Linked DNA regions of Homo sapiens: region 2 is linked to region 1. Evidence: chromatin contacts called from ENCODE Hi-C data. All regions are on one chromosome and are shown on one strand. The core of a region is the stretch at or near the end of the contact, and the rest is flanking DNA. Distances in the headings are between cores, read along the strand shown.

Region 1 (4,279 bases), core at 662-3,161:
GGCTGGAATGCAGTGGTATGATCTCAGCTCAGTGCAACGTGTGCCTTCCAGGTTCAAGCAATTCCCTTGTCTCAGCCTCCCAAATGGCTGGGACTACAGGCACCCGCCACCATGCCTGGCTAATTTTTAGTAGAAAGGGGGTTTTGCCATGTTGGCCAGACTGATCTTGAACTCCTGACCTCAAGTGATCTGCCCGCCTCGGCCTCCCAAAGTGCTGGGATTACAGGCATGAGCCACCGTGTCTGGCCTAAAGATCAGGATTTTGGTGCATAACAAGTACATTTTACTATCCTGTGCTCCTCAAGGGAAAATTAAGAGATTTTTGCCCTGTTAGCTTAAGGAGTGTTAAACATTTTGCATTGTCTTGAGCACTGCTACTAATAAGTGATCTAATACCTGGCACATAGTACACCGCAATATTCGTGGAATGAATAAATACATACTCAATTAAATGGGTAAACTGAATGACAATATCAAGTAACTTGCTTGTGCAGCAGCATTCATTTCCCTCCCTCCTTTTTTTTTTTTTTTTTTTTTTTTTTTGATACAGGGTATCATTCTGCCACCCAGGCTGGAGTGCAGTGGTGTGATCACAGCTCACTGCAGCCTCGACCTCCTGGGCTCAAGTAATCCTCCTGCCTTGGCCACCCAAAGTGCTGGGATTACAGGCATGAGCCACCATGCCCCACCAGGATTCACTTTTTCTGCATACTCTGGTGGTGTTTATTGTTATCTTTACATTTTATTTAGCAAAGAATGTTAAAAGCGCCATGTTATAAGCACACTCCTACCCTCCAAGCAGAATGTAAAGGGTATGTATTTATATATTTTAAGTGGTCCCACAGCAATTTGTACAGTTATAGCAGTTCACAACTATACTCAGTTATGTTTGCTTCTCTCCTTCTCAATAGTCTGTGAGGTTCCTTCAGGTTTGGAACTGTCTTTTATTAATCTTTACATCTCCAGCACCTAGCGCAGGGCTTAGCAACAATTTTTGTTGAAAGTATATACACTGTAATAAAGGGCAGTGGAAAGAAAATATGTGAGTTATCAACACCAGCTAGAGAAGCCTTGTCTGATTCCTGTGAAATATATTCATTTCCCTTAGGAAAAAAAACAATTCTAACCCTATTGCTGTGTAACTTAGCTTCTTGACTTCGAACGGTATTTTAAGGCTTTGAGGAGCTGGAGCAATGTATACTCACTAGAGGCAAAGTGCCTGGTAAGTGGTCTGGTATTGATCAGCAATGATCAGTAAGTACTGGGAAGTGCGTTTTCAGGGCCTGAGACTTGCAAGCTAGTGACAGACCGCTCCAGCTTCCAGTGGACCCGGGCGGGGGCACTGATCAACCCACTTGAGCAGTGGGATCAAGGTCTTCAGCCTTAGCAGTGGGAGCCTCTGCCCGGCCCCCTTCGTTCCCGAGACCCTCAGTCAGCGTCTCCTCCCAAGAGGGTCCCCTCCACCCAGAATGTCCTCCCCTGGGGGAGACCACTCTGTCTGCGGGCCCCCTCCCACAGGAGGGCCCCTCTTCCTCAAGGTGAACCTCTGTCCCCGATACCCGCTCCCAAGACCGAGACCTTGTTACGGCCCCACCCTCCACAGGCCCCTTACCCCCCGGATCCCCTCCCCTGGGGGAGACCCCTCTGTCCGCGGGCACCCTCCTATAGGACGCGCCCCTCTTTCTCAGGGTGAACCTCTGGTTCCCGATACCCGCTCCCAAGACCGAGACCCTGTTACGGCCACATCAACACAGGTCCCCCTCCCCCCGGCGTCCCCTCCCCTCGGAGGAGCCCCGTCTGCGACGCTTCCCAGTCAATCACCCCCAGCATCCCTCCCCGCTCTCACCCAGAACTTCCGCCGCGCCCCCTCCCCTCAGGCGGGACTTCCGCCGGCGCCCCCTCCCCCGCGGCGCCGTCTCCTCCTCCCGCCTGAGGCGAGTCTGGGCTCAGCCTAGAGCTCTCCGGCGGCGGCGCAGCTTCAGGGCAGCGCGGGCTGCAGCGGCGGCGGCGGTTAGGGCTGTGTAGGGCGAGGCCTCCCCCTTCCTCCTCGCCATCCTACTCCTCCCTCCTCGTCATCCTCCCCCTTCGTCCTCCTCGCCTTCCTCCTCCTCGTCAGGCTCGACCCAGCTGTGAGCGGCAAGATGGCGGCGCCCAGGCCGCCGCCTGCCAGGCTGTCGGGCGTCATGGTGCCGGCGCCCATCCAAGACCTGGAGGCCCTGCGCGCGCTCACGGCGCTCTTCAAAGAGCAGCGGAACCGGTAACGGGTCCGGCCGGGGGGCTGCCCCGGGCAGGGGAGGGCGGCCGGGACTCCCGCGGCGGCCCCGGCCTGGACCCAGGCGCCGCCCCCGCCTCGCTGGAGACGCGGAGGGCGAGGCCTGCGCGGGCTGCCTGAGCGCCACCCAGGCCTCCCGACTCCCAGGCACCGCCTCGTGCTCGTGGGTCCCCGCGGGGCCTGGGGCGGGCGCCCCGCTCCCCCACCGCAGCCAGTCCGGGTGCGAAGCCGCGATCCCGGGAGCCCTTGCCGCGGCGTGCCGGTGATGTTGACCCAACACACGGTTAGGCCTCCCCTGTCATGTGCGAGGGCTGCGCCAGGCCCTGGCTGCAAGACCCACGCGGCCCCCAGAGTCATAAAGCGTGTGTTTTAGCGGGAGAGACCCGTGTTACGGACGCGGGAATTGGGCAGTTGCGGGGATGGCAGTCTCTAGGCATGGAGTGGGACTGGCACTCCTTTCTCCTCGGCGTTAGAGCCCAGGCTGCACCATCTGCCCTGGGGGCAGCGCTCTGTGCAGTGTGGAAGAGCACGGGCCTGGAGAGACCAGTCCAGTCCTGATGCCACTGAGGGGCAAGATAGCCAGGCAAAAAGAGAAGGTGCCCAGGAGTCGACAGTTGTGGATTTGGTTCCTGGCCTTGCAAGCTGCGTGTTACTGTGCAGTTTCTCCAGGCCTTAGAATTCTTGTCTAAAAATGGGACTATAATACACAGCTTAGTTGCTGGATTGTACAGAGGAATAAATGAAATAAAGTACGTGAAAATATAAAATGTGCGAAGCCCTCAGTCAATGCTTGTTTGATCTTGTTCTGTCCTCTGGGCCTCAGTTTTCTTGTCTATTTAATGGGAGTAAAGTTGAACAGTACCTCCCTGGTGATAGTGTCATAAGGAGTAAATGAGATATAATGCATATTAAATCCTTAGGACATACCTGTACATAGCACTAAATGTAGCTGATATTATCACTTAACACATTGATTGGTAGTTACCCATGTATCAGCTATTGTGCTAGGTGATGGGGTAGGAAAATGGAAAGTCCTTGCTCTCTCCTGTACTAGTATGTACAAGATAACACAGCTGTGGGGGTATGTATGTACAAAGCAGAGGGAACATTGAAGAAAGAAATACTGAGACTTGGGTCAGCCTAGGTGATCACTAGAGGACTTCCTCTCTTTAAACTAGACACCTGGTCTGAGCACTTCCTTTACCTCACATCACTTTGGGAAATGTGGAGCTGCTGAAGGAATGCTATTAATAAAAGTCCCTGGTACTGCTCTATGGGCCTTTGGGGGAGATGTATTTATTGATTTAATGCTTAGGCATTTCTGTATCATGATGGACCCTCCTTTTAGTTAATAACCCAGTCATCAACCATTTATTGAGCACCTACTATGAAACAGATTTTTTTGTTGGGGTCTGAGGGTACAGAGAGGAATGATGTGAGTGATCCCTTTTATCAGGCATATTTGGGAAATAGCTAAATAAACACATTGTAATGGAAATCTATACAAGAGGTGGTGGCACAGGGGAGCATGTGGATATGTTGGAAGATTGGCGAGCCAGGAGAGGCTTTTTAAGGTTATTTCAGGTGCTCGGTTATAGATGAGAGGACTAGAGGGAACAGTGTCTGCAAAGGGGCCATATGTTAATTTTGCAAAACCGATGAGACAATTAAGTAACATAGATAAGGTTTCTCGTACAGAAGAGACATTTAGTCAGACATCAGTTCCCTTTTTATAACTTGGAGAAAATCCAAGCCCCTGAGCCAGTTTAGAAGGCCCTTCTTGACTCTATCTCTTGTGAGGGAAGAAGTTACAGAGAACCATTGATGGTTTTTGTCAAGGGAGTGGCGCGATAAGATCTGCCTGTTAGATCTTCCTGGCCGCCTCCGCCTCCATTGTGGGGAATAAATGAGAGGACGAAGCTAGAGACAGGGGGGACCTTTAAGGAGTGGTAGCGGAAGCCCATGTGAAAGAGAAAAGTGCCTAAATTAGGACATTGTGGGGATGAG
Region 2 (4,279 bases), core at 1,004-3,503, 580 kb after region 1:
AGCATTCAGAGCCTGGCCAGGGTGGGGTCTAAAGCTCCACACCTGAGACAGTTGTCAGACCTAGGCACACCACCCACCAACCAGCACTGGGCACAGGCCTCCCCGGCACTGGCCCAAAAGGCATGCACTCACACCATCGACTGGGTGTTGGGGGGCTTCTGTCCCACATAGCTGTACGGAGCTGTCAAGGTACAGAGTTCACACTCAAACACTCCCAGAGGACGGCACTCTACATGGGACGCCATCTGCAAGATCAAGAGATGGGGTGTCCCTGGGTCACAGGCTTTCTCAGGAATCCTGCCCCTTTCCCAGCTATGAAGACCCTAACCATATAGTCCTAGCACAGTTTCTTGCCTCCCTACCGTACCCTTTTCTCTATCCCCAGCTGAAACAGGTTTTCACCGGTGCCCAGAGTGACAGGATTTGCTGTCCATATTCCAATGGTTTAAGGTTTTTGTACTGCTAGAGAGAAGGATCCAGACAGGATCAAGCCAGAGCACCCATCTCTTCTTCCAGGTCTGCACCACGGTAAAAGCGTTCCGGTCTCCTGCTCTGCCCCATTCTTTACCACAAGCCCCCAGTGAACGCTGGTGGAGAAGGGCCCAGAGTGGGTGCAAAATCTCCTGTTTCTGCTGCTCCTAGAAGCTCTATGCCCTCACATTAGTCCACACGTGGTGTGGACATTAGAACTGTTTTCTTGGCCAGGCGCAGTGGCTCATGCCTGTAATCCCAGCACTTTGGGAGGCCAAGGCAGGCGGATCACGAGGTCAGGAGATCGAGACCATCTAGCTAACATGGTGAAACCCCGCCTCTACTAAAAATACAAAAAATTAGCCAGGCGTGGTGGCGGGCGCCTATAGTCTCAGCTACATGGGAGTCTGAGGCAGGAGAATGGCGTGAACCCAGGAGACGGAGCTTGCAGTGAGCCGAGATCGCGTCACTGCACTCCAGCCTGGGAGACAGCGAGACTCCATCTCAAAAAACAAACAAACAAAAAAACTGTTTTCTTATCTGCTTGTATGGAACCCCCTTCTCATGTTCATGGTTGGGTCTTGGAGGCCTCTCTTTCCTTAGATTTCTGGCTAAATGGCTGCCATCTGATGGGTTCATCAAAAGTTACAATTTTGCTGATTACCCAGCTCCTTCTTTGACTATGGAATCAAGTACGACATTATCAGCTGGCCCCTAGCTCTTGGCTGTGACCTCCCCTCGCCTGAACTGAGCGTGGTGTATAAAGGCGTATCAAATGCGATGGCTTTCCCCACTGGGTGTCCCCAGATGCAACTCCAGGAAGCATGGGTTACCAGTGACTTTAAAAGTTAAGTCTGGCCCGGTGTGGTTGCTCATACCTGTAATCCCAGCACTCTGGTAGCCAGAGGCGGGCGGATTACCTGAGGTCAGGAGTTCAAGACCAACCTAGCCAACATGGCGAAACCCCATCTCTACTAAAAGTACAAAAATTAGCCGAGCATAGTGGCGGGTGCCTGTAATCCCAGCTACTTAGGAAGCTGAGGCAGGGGAATCACTTGAACCTAGGAGGCGGAGATTGCAGTGAGCCGAGATTGTGCCACTGTACTCCAGCCTGGGCGACAGGGCGAGACTCCTTCTCAAAAAAATAAAAATTAAAATTAAATAAAATAAAATATTAGCCGGGCGTGGGGGCGGGCGCCTCTAATCTCATCTACTCAGGAGACTGAGGTAGGAGAATCGCTTGAGCGGGGGGTTGGGGAGCGGGGGCTGGGGGGGCGGAGGTTGCGGTGAGCCGAGATCGCGCCACTGCATTCCAGCCTGGGCGACAGAGCGAGACTCTGTCTCAAAACAAAAGTTACGATCGATCGCGGGTGTGCGTGAACCTGATCCCGCTTCTCTTCTGCACGCCGGGGCGTCCTAGGCCCCTGCCGAGGCTCCTGGGGGCGGTGCCTGTGAACAGGGACGGCTGAGAGGGTCCGGGGATGCTGGTGGTCCCCGCGAGCCTCCGCCTGCCCTCTCTCGCCCCAGCGCTGCCCGAGGTCAGGGGGGACAGTCCCGTGAGGCCCACACCCCGCTTCTCGGTCCCGTCCCCAAAGCTGAGAGCGGCTGCGCCGACTCCTGGCGCTTGGAACCCAGCAGGCCACGCCGGCGCGGAACTCAGTCCCGGCGAGCGGGAGGCACCCTGAGGCAGCGCAGGGAAGGGCCACAGCACGCTCGCCCCAGTCACTCTGCCACCTCGAACTCACCGCCGCCCTCGTCCCACGGCTCCGCGTCCAAGGCGCCTGAGCGGCCCCGCCCCACCGCGGCCCGGCCAACCCCGGTGCAGCCGCAGACGCAGGCGCGGAGCGGGAGGCGGGACCTCGCGGTGGTTTTCCGCCTCTGCCTTGCTTTTCCGGTCGCCGCGGTCCTCTGCGCGGGATGTGGCTCTGAGCTTCGGGGTAGTCCGCGAGGCTGGGTTCCGTGCTGAGGGGCGTCGCGTCTGGCCGTGCGCTGCGGGAGCGCGCGGGCCTGGCCCGCTGTCCTGGCCGCTGCGAGGCGCTCAGCTTCTTTCTGAGTGTTCCGCCGGGTTCGACAGGGTCGAGGTCGCCGGCGCGAGGCTCCCGGATAGCTGAGGGGCGCGAGGGCGCCTCCAGTCTCCCACCTGCCCTCCCGCGCCGCGGACTAGGCTGCCAGTCTACCCCACCGGGACGTCTGCCCCCGCATGCAGGAGGGGGTGTGTCGGCCCAACGGGGTCTCAGGACCTGTCCCTGCTCCTCCAAAGCCCACGTCGCCTGCGGCGCCCCTCGGGTCTGCGCCGCGTTCTCCTTTAGCCTCCCGGGCCTCTCCGCTGCCCCTCGCCCCCAGGCACCAGCCACACCTGCTTCCTTCTGTTCCCGCCCGTGGCCTCTGACACGCCGTGCCCTGGACCCGAAATGCCCGCCCCACTCCTGGAGCCTCCGGTGTGTGAGAGGCACCTTTCCTTGGGGTCAGGGGCCCGGACTCTGAAGCCGGCCTGGCTTTGCCTGTGGGCCCCGATCCTCCCAGCTCGAGTCCCTCGCCCCAGCCGCCGCGGGCCTTCACCTGTGCTTTGGGGACGACAGGATGGCCACCCTCCTTCCCCCAAAGATTTGAGGGTTTTGCTCCACGCGGGAGAAGGTCTGCCTGTGCCACCAGCCGGCAGCCTTTCACATGCTGTTGCGTTACGGGGCCCTCTGTGACCTTTCCCTAGGCCGAGGGGTGCTTCGTCTCTGTTCCTGAGAGACCAGAATTTATTCTTGGTTTGTCAAGCCACATCTGTAGGAATGTTGCCCAGTTGCAGCAGGCTGGGGTCTGGGACTTGCTCCTTTGGCGAATTGAGAAGTAAGGATATAGAAGGCATTTTAGCACTAATGGAAACCAGAACCACTCTTAGACCTGGGCAAGAGGGGCCCCAGAAATTAGCAAGCGATTAGCAAGCAGCTGGATTTCGATGACCTCCACTGTACTTAGAGCAACGGCATTCGATTCGTTGGATCATTTCAAAGATGACATACTGGGTTGTTTGTTTGTTTCTGGCGGTGTCTAAAGATGGAACATCTTGAAGCATTTTGAATTTGACCTGTGGCTACCCTCAGATACAATGATGGTAACCCCATGAGTGCTGTTAAAGCAATTTGACTTATTGTAGACAGGTTAACACATGAGATGCGTTAAAAGAGTTAAGTGAAATAATAGGCAGCATTCAAAGAGCAAATCGTGGTCTTTGGCAGAAAATAGAGTTAATTTTGTATTTGAGCTGTCCAGTTATTACAATTAGAAAACGTTTTAAAGAATCCAAAAGGATTTAAAATATTGCATAAAGTTTTAGGAGAAAATGGTTTCCAAAAAGCAACTGCATATGAAATAAGCACTAAAATGACATTAAAGTACAATGTAAGAAAATCGGAACTAGAAGCATTTGCTGGAGTCTGAAGAAAAAGATTTATGGATGAATGATTCTGAAACTAACTTCTATAGAGACAATTTTCCGGCGATGGTAGATCAAGGTGTAGATTGTACTGAAGAGAGAGATTCAAACAAAGTGAGTAATCTACCGCAGTTTTCAGTTTTCTTGGTAATACCCCAACAACGTAAAAGAAAAACGTAAGAAATCCTGTATGGATCTAAATGTAAGAAACGATGATAATGGTGAAATAATAACATTATTTTATATAATGAAAATATTGTGTAATATTTTCTGCAATCATAATTTTTCATATGCACCCTTTCTACACTGTTTAAACATGATATCAACAGTCATGATTCAGTTCTACATATAACGCTTTAAGAATTTATTCATAATTCGTTACCA

The links. Hi-C counts contacts between places; a loop is a spot of excess contacts on that map. Pooled maps may share reads with other maps.
Region 2: a loop to region 1 is called in a pooled map, with 8 times the contacts of the local background. The contact joins the promoter of CDPF1 here to the promoter of ATXN10 in region 1. A Hi-C loop is called at or near these places in 8 of 50 pooled maps.

Annotation. Positions count from the first base shown.
Region 1 is chr22:45,669,923-45,674,201 of GRCh38, forward strand. It overlaps ATXN10 (ataxin 10), which reads left to right and starts at 1,912. Exons shown (of 12, transcript NM_013236.4): 1 at 1,912-2,257. The coding sequence starts at 2,142. RefSeq lists silencers at 1,585-1,774, 1,835-1,884, 2,215-2,544.
Region 2 is chr22:46,248,040-46,252,318 of GRCh38, forward strand. It overlaps CDPF1 (cysteine rich DPF motif domain containing 1), which reads right to left and starts at 2,254. Exons shown (of 4, transcript NM_207327.5): 1 at 2,217-2,254; 2 at 133-245. The coding sequence starts at 245. RefSeq lists silencers at 1,833-2,002, 2,113-2,442 and an enhancer at 2,037-2,544.